Regions from separate parts of the Homo sapiens genome. Here all the other regions are linked to region 3. The links are chromatin contacts, found by Hi-C or POLR2A ChIA-PET in ENCODE. All regions are on one chromosome and are shown on one strand. The core of a region is the stretch at or near the end of the contact, and the rest is flanking DNA. Distances in the headings are between cores, read along the strand shown. Region 1 holds the start of PTGR2 (prostaglandin reductase 2). Region 2 holds the start of LINC02274 (long intergenic non-protein coding RNA 2274). Region 3 overlaps DNAL1 (dynein axonemal light chain 1).

Region 1 (3,996 bases), core at 923-3,422, 160 kb before region 3:
AAATTCATCCCAAGTAGGGGAAAAAAACTCAGCAAATCCTATTTGCCTGGGATACTATTCCTACTTGGTGCTAATATTCCAAAATAATAACAGACGAATTTGCTCCGATGTGATGATAGAGTGTGTTGAGTGTTTACCTTGCAGCCTGGTAAAAGGGAAAGGTCATTTAAGTAGGAAGAACAGAGTACTTCTCCTAGTTCTAACCAGGTGGGAACTTGGAAAAAGTCCCTTCTCTCAACCTGTTTCCTTAATATTCCTAAATGCCAGGAACTGAGCACAGACTCATTCACTAGCCTGTTTAAACCACCTCCCCCACCCTCACCCCAAAAAAACTGTGAGGTTGGTAATATCATCCTCTCAATTTTATAGATGAGAAAAGGGGCCGGGTATGGTGGCTCAGGCCTGTAATCCCAGCACTTTGGGAAGCTGAGGTGGGCAGATCACTTGAGGTCAGGAGTTTGAGACCAGCTCCGACAAAACGGCGAAACCCCACCTCTACTAAAAATACAAAAATCAGCCCGGCGTGGTGGCGGGCGCCTGTAATCCCAGCTACTCTGGAGGCTGAGGCTGGGGAATCGCTTTAAACCGGGAGGTGGAGGTTGCAGTGAGCCGAGATCACGCCATTGCACTCCAGCATGGGCGACAAGAGCGAAACTCCATCTCAAAAAAAAAGAAAAAAGAGAAGAAAAAAGAGGTACAGAAAGAGAATAATTCGCCCAGAGTCGCCCAACTTGTAATAACGCTAGAACCCATACTCCAACACGGCACCTGCTATTTCCATCACATGAGCTTCCTAATACCTTTTAATACCCTTATTTCGTGCGATTATTCTGCCACTAGCAACCCTGTTGACCACGCCTTGTTATAAAACGTATCTTTCTGGGCCCAGAGCCGTGGCTCACACCTGTAATTCCAGCACTTTGGGAGGCTGAGGTGGGAGGCTCACTTGAGGCCAGGAATTCGAGACCAGTCTGGCCAACATGGGAAAACCCCGCTCTACTAAAAATACAAAAATTAAGCGTGGTGGTGGGCGCCTATAGTCCCAGCTACACAGGAGGCTGAAGCTGGAGAACTGCCTGAACCCAGGAGACTGAGGCTGCAGTGAGCCGAGATCCAGCCAGGACACTCCAGCCTGGGCAACAGAGCGAGACTTTGTCTCAAAAAACAAACAAACAAACCACGTGTCTTTCTGGATCTCTCTGCCAGTCTTCTCCTCCCCTTCCGGTTTTCTGGTCTCCCCCTTCCCCTCCCGAAGTCTTGCATGTGGAGATTCCTATCTTGCTCTTCCCTTTCTCAGTGACCTCCCTGAGCCCTGTGGCTCCTCCTACCAACCACTTTATATGGAAATTAATAATAATTTGCGTCTCTAGCCCAGAATTTCAAACTAACTGCCCAGCTCGTCAGCGCTAAGAGGATAAGGACTCGTCTGCTTTGTTCAATGATGTGAATCCAGGCCGGGCGCGATGGCTCACGCCTGTAATCCCAGCACTCTGAGAGGCCGAGGCAGGCAGATCACGAGGTCAGGAGATCAAGACCATCCTGGCTAACACGGTGAAATCTCGTCTCTACCAAAAATACAAAAAATTATCCGGGCGCAGTAGTAATCCCAGCTACTCGGGAGGCTGAGGCAGGAGAATCGCTTGAACCCGAGAGATGGAGGCTGCAGTGAGCCGAGATCGCGCCACTGCACTCCAACCTGGGCGACAGACAGAGCGAGACTCCGTCACACACACAAAAAAATGTGAGTCCAATCCCCTATGCCCGGCGCATGGTACGTGCTCAACAAATCTGTGTTAAATGAAAGTTTCAGAGGCACCTCAAACACAATTACGTCAAAACCTCAGGTTGCTTTCCCCCAGTAATTCAAAAAAAACCCCAAAACCTGCTTCTGTTTCTCGAGCATTCCCTATCTCAGTGTTGCGGGCAATAACGCCAGTGTCCCCGGTAGCTCCGGGAGGACGCCTAGAAGTCACCCTGGTTGAGAGTCTTCTTCCTCACCGCTGGGGCCCGAAGCAGCTTCGGGAGCCACAGTCGCGGGAGCCGCTCGCGCGTCACTGACCCTGTGGAGCCCGGGTGAACGAAATCTCGCGTGATTTGCCGGAAAGAGGCTGTACTGCACGACCCCAGCTCGCCCCCAGGCCTCGGCCCTCTGACCGCAGTACGCAGGCGCGCGACTAGGCCCGGCTCCGCGCCCCCTCCCCTCCCAGGGGCGGGGTTTGGAAGCTTAGGGATTGGAAGTTTAGGATTCCTGGGCGCCCCACGTTTCCGGGAGAAGCAAGGGAAATGCGGAACGTCAGGGGAGAGTTACTAGTCTGGGCAAAGTGCATTAATAACTTAACTGAGATTGGTTCCTTGTGGCCGCCCCTACTGCCTTGACCCAAAGAGCAAATCTTGCAGCCTTGACCAGTGAGTTCACATTTAGCAGTCCGTGAAGAAGTTTTATTAGTTTTGTGGATTTCTCCCTGAACCTCGATTGGGAAATTATAGTGAGACAGGGACCGTCAAGCCTACTCCTTGTTTTATAGATGGGGAAACTGAGTCTCGGAGAGCTGATGTGATTGGACCACCTACCTTTCAGCTGGTTAGGGGCAGTGCTGGGATAAAACCCCTCTCTCCGGACCCTAATCCAGGGCCCCTTTGCGCCTCTTTTATTTCACGAAGAATACCAAATTCCTCCAAGATTACCAGTGTGGGCTGATTTCTCAATTTCATTCATCGTTAGTCGTCTCCTTTTGTGCTGGACTGGGTTGAGAGAAGTGTATACCTAGGACAGCTTCGGATCCCCAGGGACTTCAAACCCTAAGAAAGATCATCTGAATTAGGCAGGTATAAGAATTGCTTGTATTCATGTGGGAGCTAATAGCTCAGCACAAGTCATGCATGGAGTAGCTGAAAGATGACTAGGTTGGTGAGCAAGGGAATAGTGATCAAACAGGTTGGAGTTCCTGGTAGCTTTATGTCTGAATATTTTTGCTTCTTTGGGAAAGCTTCAGGAAGGACTAGGAGAATTACACTACTTTGCAAACATTTTCAGACAGGAGCTAATCTCTTTTATCTGTCATGGACAGGTAGACAGACCTTCAATGCCTTTTGTAATGACTTAAACCAAATGATGAAAAATAAAATGCTCAAATAGACAAAAAGTAGTAGTATAAAATAAAGGTAATCTAGAACTTGATTTAAAAGAAACACTTTCAAAATAGAAAAGAAGCCCTGCAATATTAAATTAGTTTTGGGGCTGGACGCAGTGGCTCACGCCTGTAATCTCAGACCTTTGGGAGGCAGAGGCAGGTGGATTGCTTGAGTCAGGAGTTCGAGACCAGCCTGGGCAACGTGGTGAAACCGCATTTCTTCAAAAAATAAAAAATAAAATGAAATTAGCTAGGTGTGGTGGTGCTTGCTGGTAGTCTCTCAGCTGCTCAGTAGGCTGCAGCGAGCCTTGATCACACCACTGCACTCCAGCCTGGGTGACAGACTGATACCTTGTCTCAAAAATTTTAAATATATGTATGTGTATTAATTAGTTTTAGCTCTCTTGATTCTAGGGTCTGTGAACTCCTTGTAACAAGTGTGATTTTTCTCGCCAAAATGAGTTCCCAAAAATTCAAGAGATGAGTAGAGGATTTATAGGTACATTTCTATCCAGTTTATCCTCTTCTTCTAAATTTTCTCTAACACCAAGGATTACTATCATTTACATAATGCGTAGTTTGAGTTGGATAATGCCTTATATGATTTTTTGCCTACATGATTTAATTTTCAAAACAGCCCTATTATTATTATTACCATTTTACGAATGAGGAAACCGAAGTTAAGCTAGTTAAGTTCTAAGTCAGGTTAAGTAACTAATAAGTAAAGGAGCAAGTTATCCTGCCTGAGTCCAAGCACCTGACCCTTTGTTATATTTGCCATAAATCTGGAATTCCCTACTCCTCCCTCTTTGCAGAACTTTGTACTGCCTCCTTCTCATCGTTCAAGCAATTCCTGAGAATCATT
Region 2 (3,602 bases), core at 272-2,771, 130 kb before region 3:
CAGCTACTGCGGGGGCTGAGGCAGGAGAATCACTTGAACCCGGGAGGCGGAGGTTGCAGTGAGCTGAGATTGCGCCACTGCACTCCAGCCTGGTGACAGAGCGAGACTCCGTCTCAAAAAAAAAAAAAAAAAAAAAATAGATAGGATTGTTTCTGTTTTGAGCCTATTATGAACAATGCTGCCAAGAACATTCTTGCACCTAAATCCTGATACCCTTGTGCAAGAGCTTTTGTAAGGTGATGGCATCAGGGGGCTTCCCTTTAATCAGGGCTTAGTGCATTCACGCTTTTCCCCTGTCTCCTCTTCCAAAACCACCTCTCAGGAAAGGATTAGAAGTTCACTCATGTTAAGGTATAAATGGCTGAGAAGGATTAACATGTAGTCTCTCCCATATAACTGTGAGGTGGGGACAAAGGAATTAATTTCTAATTGTAGAATTTTAGTATCATGCCGGGCGCGGTGGCTCACGCCTATAATCTCGGCACTTTGGGAGGCCGAAGCGGGCGGATCACAAGGTCAGGAGATTGAGACCATCCTGGCTAACACAGTGAAACTCCGTCTCTACTAAAAATACAAAAAAATTAGCTTAGTGTGGTGGCGGGTGCCTGTAGTCCCAGCTACTTGGGAGGCTGAGGCAGGAGAATGGCGTGATCCCAGGAGGCGGAGCTTGCGGTGAGCCGAGATTGGCCACTGCACTCCAGCCTGGGCGACAGAGCAAGACTCCGTCTTAAAAAAAAAAAAAGAAAAAAAAAGAATTTTAGTATCAAGAGATTGGTGGAGAGAAATCCATTAAGTTAGCCCTAAAAAAAGCATCACATGGTTGTAATACCATGAACCAAGAAAATGAAAAAGAAAAAATCCATATAGACAACAACAACAAACCAGCCAAGGTGCTATACTCTACTTGAAAGGTCAAAACCCACATACAAGAAACGAAGTCCCGCTGGGCACAGTGGCTCATGCCTGTAATCCCAGCACTTTGGGAGGCTGAGGTGGGTATATCATCTGAGGTCAGGAGTTCGAGACCAGCCTGACCAACATGGTGATACCCCATCTCTACTAAATATACAAAATTAGCTGGGCGGGTGGTGCGTGCCTGTAATCCCAGCTACTTGAGAGGCTGAGGCAGGAGAATCGCTTGAACCTGGGAGGCAGAGGTTACAGTGAGCCAAGATCACACCATTGCACTCCAGCCTGGGCAATAAGAGCTAAACTTCGTCTCAAAAAAAAAAAAAAAAAAAAAAGAAGAAGGAGAAGAAATGAGGTCCTGTCTCCGAGGATCAGTTGGTAGTTAATGGCTAAGCTAACTGGTGATAGAGTGGTCAAAAGTAAGTCCTCAAGGCCAGATACCTGCACTTGAACCTCAGCTCCATCAGCTAGATGAGTCACGTTCTCCCAGCCGCAGTTCCTCTTCTGAGAAATCGACATAATGAGAGTACTGACCTCATCAGGCTGTTGTGAAAATAAAATAATGACTGAATCACATTTCACACAGCGCTTTCCGTTTAGTAAGTGCTCAAATAGTATTGGGCATCCTTCTTATTTGTGTTATTTGATGCTGAGTGTGAGCACTTTCTCTGTGTCAGGGTAAGCCAATGATCTGAGTAGGGCTTGATAATGCCATTGGAGAGTCTGACAAGATCAAAGTGTAAATGGGAGAGAAGAGGAAAAGAAGGAAAGAAATGAGAGCCACATATCTACTGGCAAAAGGAAAAGTGCAAAATTTCCAAGGGCAGGCTGCTGAAGGCCTGCCAGAGCGGGTAAGTGGAGAGGCTGGGCCAGAGAGGCAGAGGGGCTGCTCACCTAGATCAGGCCCAAGAAGCGGTTTGAGTGGGTCTCACTGTGTCAGGATAGAGAGGTCAGGTGTAGTCAATACATGAATAGGAAGGTGCAGGGCAAGAAGTAGGTCAGACAACAGCAAAGGTGTGCATGCCCACAGGATTGCTGTAGATCAACTGGAACTGAGGCCTGTGGCTTGTGATGCAGCTGTGGCTAACAGCTCCTATGCATGCTGATGGCTTCACGTCTCAAGCACCAGTGGAGTCTCTCAGCTTTTCTGCTTCAGAATTTTCTCCTCAGCTTGGAAGCTTGCTCAGTCCAACTTGCAGATACAGCCACAGAAGAAAGGGGCGGGAGCTGGGTAGTAGGGGAGTGGGAGAGTGCCAATGGAAGATGAAGGTTGCTGGATAAATGTCCCAACCTCTCACACTTCAGCAGGACAATTTTGGGTGGTTTCTATATGGTTCTTCAAAAGTGTGCAGGGAGATTGAGCCAATTGTCCACAGTGACAACCCAGCTCAGTAATGTATCTTTCATTGGCTTTCCGTCCTTCCTGTATCACTCTCCTCTCTCCCTCCCCGTCTTCCTTGGATATCTTCCCAAGTAAACTATTGTCACCCAAGTTCTTGTCTCAGGGTCTGCTTTAGGAGGCACCAAACCTAAGTTGTTTTATTACTAACACAAATCTGAAGCTGAGATTCCAAAAACTGAAACAAAAACTAACTTAAATAGAATGTAGTCTTGATGTGGGGGCTCACGCCTGTAATCCCAGCACTTTGTGAGGCCAAGGCGGATGGATCACTTGAGTCCAGGAGTTCAAGACCAGCCTGGGCAACATGGCGAAACCTCATCTCTATAAAAAAATAGAAAAATTAGCCAGGTGTGGTGGTGCAGGCCTGTAGTCCCAGCTACTTGGGAGGCTGAGGTGGGAGGATCGCTTGAGCCTAGGAGGGTGAGACTGCAGTAAGCCACCATCATGCCTCTGCACTCCAGCCTGGAAGACAGAGCAAGACACTGTCTCAAAAAAATAATTAATAATAAACTAAAAATAAATATAATAGAATGTTGAAGAAACATGGTCTAAGTGGAAATTAGGAGTGATTTTGCCAATGGAAAATTTCAAGAACTAATAGATCCTGTTCCAGCAGGTGTGACTAGAGAAAGAGGGAAAAAAAAAAAGAATAGAGTCAAAATCATTGTATAAGCTAGATGTGCTCAGATAAACCAAACGTGGGCAGGCATATGAATAGAAGAAAAAACAAACTGCAGGAGTATTAGAAGAAAATGTAAGCAATCCTGGGAAAATAGTCCTCAGAAATTCTCACAAAGGACCATATATGAGGTTGTTCATTACAGGGTTGTTTGTGGTAAGGGGAGTTGAAAGCTCCAGGGGCTCGATGCTGGGGGAAGGGATGAGGGTAGCAGTTAGAATCAAGAAACTGAGGGTACCATGGCTATGTGGAAGGGCTGTAAAACAGTGCTGAGAGAAGACAGTCAGAATAAGGCCTGTGGCACAATATCATTTACCTAAATACATATATATAAAAAAAATTTTATTTATTTATTTATATGCATATATATGCATGTATATGTATATGTATATGCATATATATGCATGTATATGTATATGTATATGTATATGTATATGTATATGTATATGTATATGTATATATTTTTGAGATGGAGTCTCGCTCTCTCGCCCAGGCTGGAGTGCAGTGGCATGATCTTGGCTCACTGCAACCTTCACCTCCTGGATTCAAGTGATTCTCCCGCCTCAGCCTCCCGAGTAGCTGGGACTACAGGCACGCGCCACCACACCCAGC
Region 3 (3,999 bases), core at 1,283-3,782:
AATTTGTTCCCACCCTCCTACCCAAGGGACAGATGGCAATGTCTGGAGATATCTTTGTTGTCATGGCTGAGGAGGGGGTCTACTGGAATCTAGTGGGTAGAGGCCAGGGCTGCAGCTGAACATCCTAAGCACACAGGACAGCCCCCAACAACAATGAATTATCAATCCCAAAATGTTAATAGTTCCAAGGTTGATCCTCTGGTTTAAAGGAACAAATTCTTATTAACAGAGAACAACACAAAAACCTTTTAAGGCCTGTCTAGGTAATACAGCCCTAATCTTAGAGTTAGGGAACATAGAAAAGTTAAACTCCTTGGTAGACTAAAATCAAATTTGCTGTGAAAAACTAAAATACTGGACTGATTCCAGAGTTTTACCATCACTTACAAGAATAGAAGAAATTTGGCCAGGCACGGTGGCTCATGCCTGTAATCCCAGCACTTTGGGAGGCCGATGTGGGCAGGTCATCTGAAGTTAGGAGTTCAAGACAAGCCTGGCCAACATGGTGAAACCCCATCTCTACTAAAAATACAAAAATAGGCCAGGCATGATGGCACGTGCCTGTGGTCCCAGCTACTCGGGAGTGAGACTCTGTTTAAAACAAACAAACAAACAAACAAAAAAAAACAGAATAGAAAAAATTTAAATGATCCACTAAAATGGCGTAATGTCTTAAACCGGAAGCACAGAGATAATCTATTCCACATAGGTCAAATATCTGATCCAAGAGGCATAAACCAAAGGCAGTTTTATCAGCTAAATTTGCAGCAGTAAAGGATAATTTAGGGAATGATTTGAGAGAATATCCTACATTTCTTCATACATCCCAACTGCCATTTTCTAATGGCATGGGTTCCATGAACAGGGATGCATAGAAGTCATTCAAAGATTTGTTGAATGATACTGAATATGAATTTTGCATGAAATGGACAGAGAAAAGTATCTTACATTTGTCTGAGAACTACCTGTAATTAAAAGTCATTGAGAAACAAGGAGAAAGAGAACCAGTTTCTATATTACAGAATTCAGAAAAAACAAACACCAAAACTCTAAGCCATTTTACAAATAAATTCAATATGAAATCACTTACTTCCTATTATATTCACTTCCAGGGTTACTTTTAGAAAACATATCCATATCAACATGGCTTCAAGCTTGCCTACTGAAGGAAGTGCAAACTTTAAGAAGATCATCTTCCCTCTCAGTTTATGGAACTTAAAACATCACCAAGGAGAATGAAGGCTCATTGCCTATGGTTCATAAAAGAAATGTCCAAAGGCTTTGAATGCATAAACCAGCTAGAGTAGAATAAGGTTTCTTCCTATCAGATTGAAAAGAAGAGAGAAAAGAAAACTAAAAGGGTGTTAGACCAAGTTTTCCTCTTTTTTTTTTTTTTTTTTTTTTAAATATGGAGTCTCGCTCTATTGCCCAGGCTGGAGTGCAATGGCGCAATCTCGGCTCACTGCAACCTCCGCCTCCCGGGTTCAAATGATTCTCCTGCCTCAGCCTCCCGAGTAGTTGGGACTACAGGCGCCCACCACCAGGACTGGCTAATTTTTGTATTTTTAGTAGAGACGGGGTTTCACCATGTTGGTCAGGCTGGTCTTGAACTCCTGATCTCAGATGATCCGCCCGCCTCGGCCTCCCAAAGTGCTGGGATGACAGGCATGAGCCACCACGCCTGGCCTCTTGTTTGTATTTAGAGTTGATTGTCAAAGCAGTGGTCCCTTTTGATCAGAGTAACTTAGAAAAATCAAGTAATTCCTATGTAAATGATAGCTGAAATCTTCTGAAACCCAGGACTACTTATGCAATCACTTTTTAAAGATGATTCTTCCCTCTTTCACTGTGATTTTATGCAAGTAAAATCACACAAGTAGATGGGGAAACCAGAATCAACAGTCTCTGAGGGACTTTAGGCACAATTTGGCAGAGGGCCCCTGACTTCTTTTCTGCAATCTAATAGTGATCCAGCCATGGCCTCCTATGACCTCATCTGCTTACTGACTACAATGTCTTACATTTTCCTGAAGGATTTTTTGTTTACATGATAAATTCTAACCTCTGCATCTAACTATTGCTTTGCAATTTTGAGGTTAAATCACCTACACTGCTTTATGTAGGAGACAATCCTCAAACATATTGCCATTTGCCTGGGATCTCATAATGAAACATCTCCCTTCCCTCCACAACCACGTACATAATACATTTTAAGAGCTGTTTAACTTAGAACTTCTCAAAAAATATATTTTGAAATACTAAGTTTCATTATACCCTTACTTATAACCATGGTAGTCACTTTTCCCAACAATGAGGGTCACCAGACCAAATAATTAGGGTAAATTTTGACATACATCAATGGCCAGCATTTAGTCTAGGAATTCAAATATAACTAATGCTTTAAACACATAAGGAACTATAAAACCAAAATGTGTGCTTAAGGCGAGGTCCACATGAGTAACATTGCCACATTATCAGTCAAAGAAATGATCATGACAGTCATTTTAACCACTAACTGAGATCACAGAATGACTGTACACAATGACTCAAGTGGCCATGCATATAAAAACAACCTAAATTCCAGTTGACAATGTGCACATTTTTGGAAAAACAAATAAGTATAATATAGACTAGAAGGTCTCTGAGATACTACTTTTTCCTTTTTTCACCATATCTTTTCCAATGGAACTTTGGAGTCTTGGTTCCGGACCTGCTGTATTTCTAAGAGGAACTCTTCCCATCACCATGCTGCCTTCTGAGCTAAAGGCATGTGCTTCTGAATTGTACAGAGACAGACCTTCAGGAAAAATGTTCTGAATTTTCAAATGTACATCTTTTAAAATGTCTAACCTAAAAAAAATGAACAAACTGAAAAAAACATTTGTTCCTTTGTTATTAAAAATGACTGGTCTACAAAGGTTTTGTTTTAGTAGATGGGGCTACACAGTACGTAACTGAGACTGAAGACAAAAATCGAAAATTTGTGGTTTCTAAAAAGAGAAATAGGATATATAAGGTTGGCATTACCAGTTTTGGGGAGAAACACTGAATAAGTTAAAGGAAAAAAAAAGATGAGAATGAGTGATCTGTTTTATCTTAAGAAACTTTTGTCCCATACAGAATCTTTAAAATAGACAATTATATAAAATTTATCTATTGTTCTTATGACATTTAAATAAGTTAACACACAGTGGAAAGCGTGGCATTAGTTGTCTTCTTCCTCATCCCCTTTAATTACTGGAGTACCTAAAATGAAAAAGAAAATTATTACTGGTTATTCTCAAAAAATTGCTAAAATTCTAGATGAAAATATTTTCCTGGCCGGGCACGGTGGCTCACGCCTGTAATCCCAGCACTTTGGGAGGCTGAGGCGGGTGGATCACCTGAGGTCAGGAGTTCAAGACCATCCTGGCCAACATGGTGAAACCCCGTCTCTATAAAAATACAAAAATTAGCTGGGCATGGTGGCGGGCGGTTGTAATCCCAGTTACTTGGGAGGCTGAGGCAGGAGAATCGCTTGAACCCGGGAGGCAGAGGTTGCAGTGAGCCAAGATTATACCATTGCACTCCAGCCTGGGTGACAAGAGCAAAACTCCATCTCAGAAAAAAGAAAAACCTGAGAAGCTCTGAGATACTATGAAGTGTGCCGTAATAAAAATAATTTCACAAAATAATCTCTTTAATTTCAAATTATCTGAAAAGCTTCTCAGGGGAATTCTCAAATGGTTTAGTATACATACTTGTGAATATTAAGCCCCCTAACTGCCAAATCGCAAATAAAAATGCCTATGGCCAGGCATGGTGGCTCACTGCCTCTAATTCCAGCACTTTGGGAGGCCAGATGAGAGAAGCGCTTAAGCCTAGGAGTTGGAGACCAGCCTGGGCAACATAGCAAGACCCCATCTCTACAAAAAATAAAAAAAATTAGCCAGGCATGGTGGTGTGAGCCTGTAGTCTTCAACTACTTTGGAGGCTGAGGTGGGAGGATCACTTGAGCCT

Evidence for each region. A loop is a pair of places that touch in the nucleus more often than their neighbours do. ChIA-PET counts read pairs that join two places held with the same protein, here RNA polymerase II (POLR2A). Pooled maps may share reads with other maps.
Region 1: a loop to region 3 is called in a pooled map, with 4 times the contacts of the local background. The contact joins the promoter of PTGR2 here to the enhancer-like site in region 3. A Hi-C loop is called at or near these places in 1 of 37 single-sample maps with no recorded cell type and 5 of 50 pooled maps. POLR2A ChIA-PET finds 5 or more read pairs at or near these places in 5 of 52 experiments (Caco-2, HepG2, OCI-LY7 and 2 more).
Region 2: a loop to region 3 is called in a pooled map, with 9 times the contacts of the local background. The contact joins the promoter of LINC02274 here to the enhancer-like site in region 3. A Hi-C loop is called at or near these places in 7 of 50 pooled maps. POLR2A ChIA-PET finds 5 or more read pairs at or near these places in 8 of 52 experiments (BJ, OCI-LY7, Panc1 and 3 more).

The regions. Positions count from the first base shown.
Region 1 is chr14:73,850,007-73,854,002 of GRCh38, reverse strand. PTGR2 (prostaglandin reductase 2) reads right to left here and starts at 2,172. Exons shown (of 10, transcript NM_001146154.2): 1 at 2,060-2,172. RefSeq lists an enhancer at 2,377-2,426 and a silencer at 2,036-2,438.
Region 2 is chr14:73,828,054-73,831,655 of GRCh38, reverse strand. LINC02274 (long intergenic non-protein coding RNA 2274) reads left to right here and starts at 1,521. Exons shown (of 2, transcript NR_135238.1): 1 at 1,521-1,760.
Region 3 is chr14:73,695,149-73,699,147 of GRCh38, reverse strand. DNAL1 (dynein axonemal light chain 1) reads right to left here. Exons shown (of 8, transcript NM_031427.4): 8 at 1-3,246. The coding sequence ends at 3,206. Among named protein-coding and RNA genes, the nearest start is that of PNMA1, 17 kb to the left of the region's middle. RefSeq lists an enhancer at 1,049-1,218. Within about 2 kb of position 2,532, at least 4 of the 41 ENCODE cell types and tissues checked have a DNase peak (open chromatin) inside an H3K27ac peak, as active enhancers do; they include PC-9, where a contact is called at or near this core.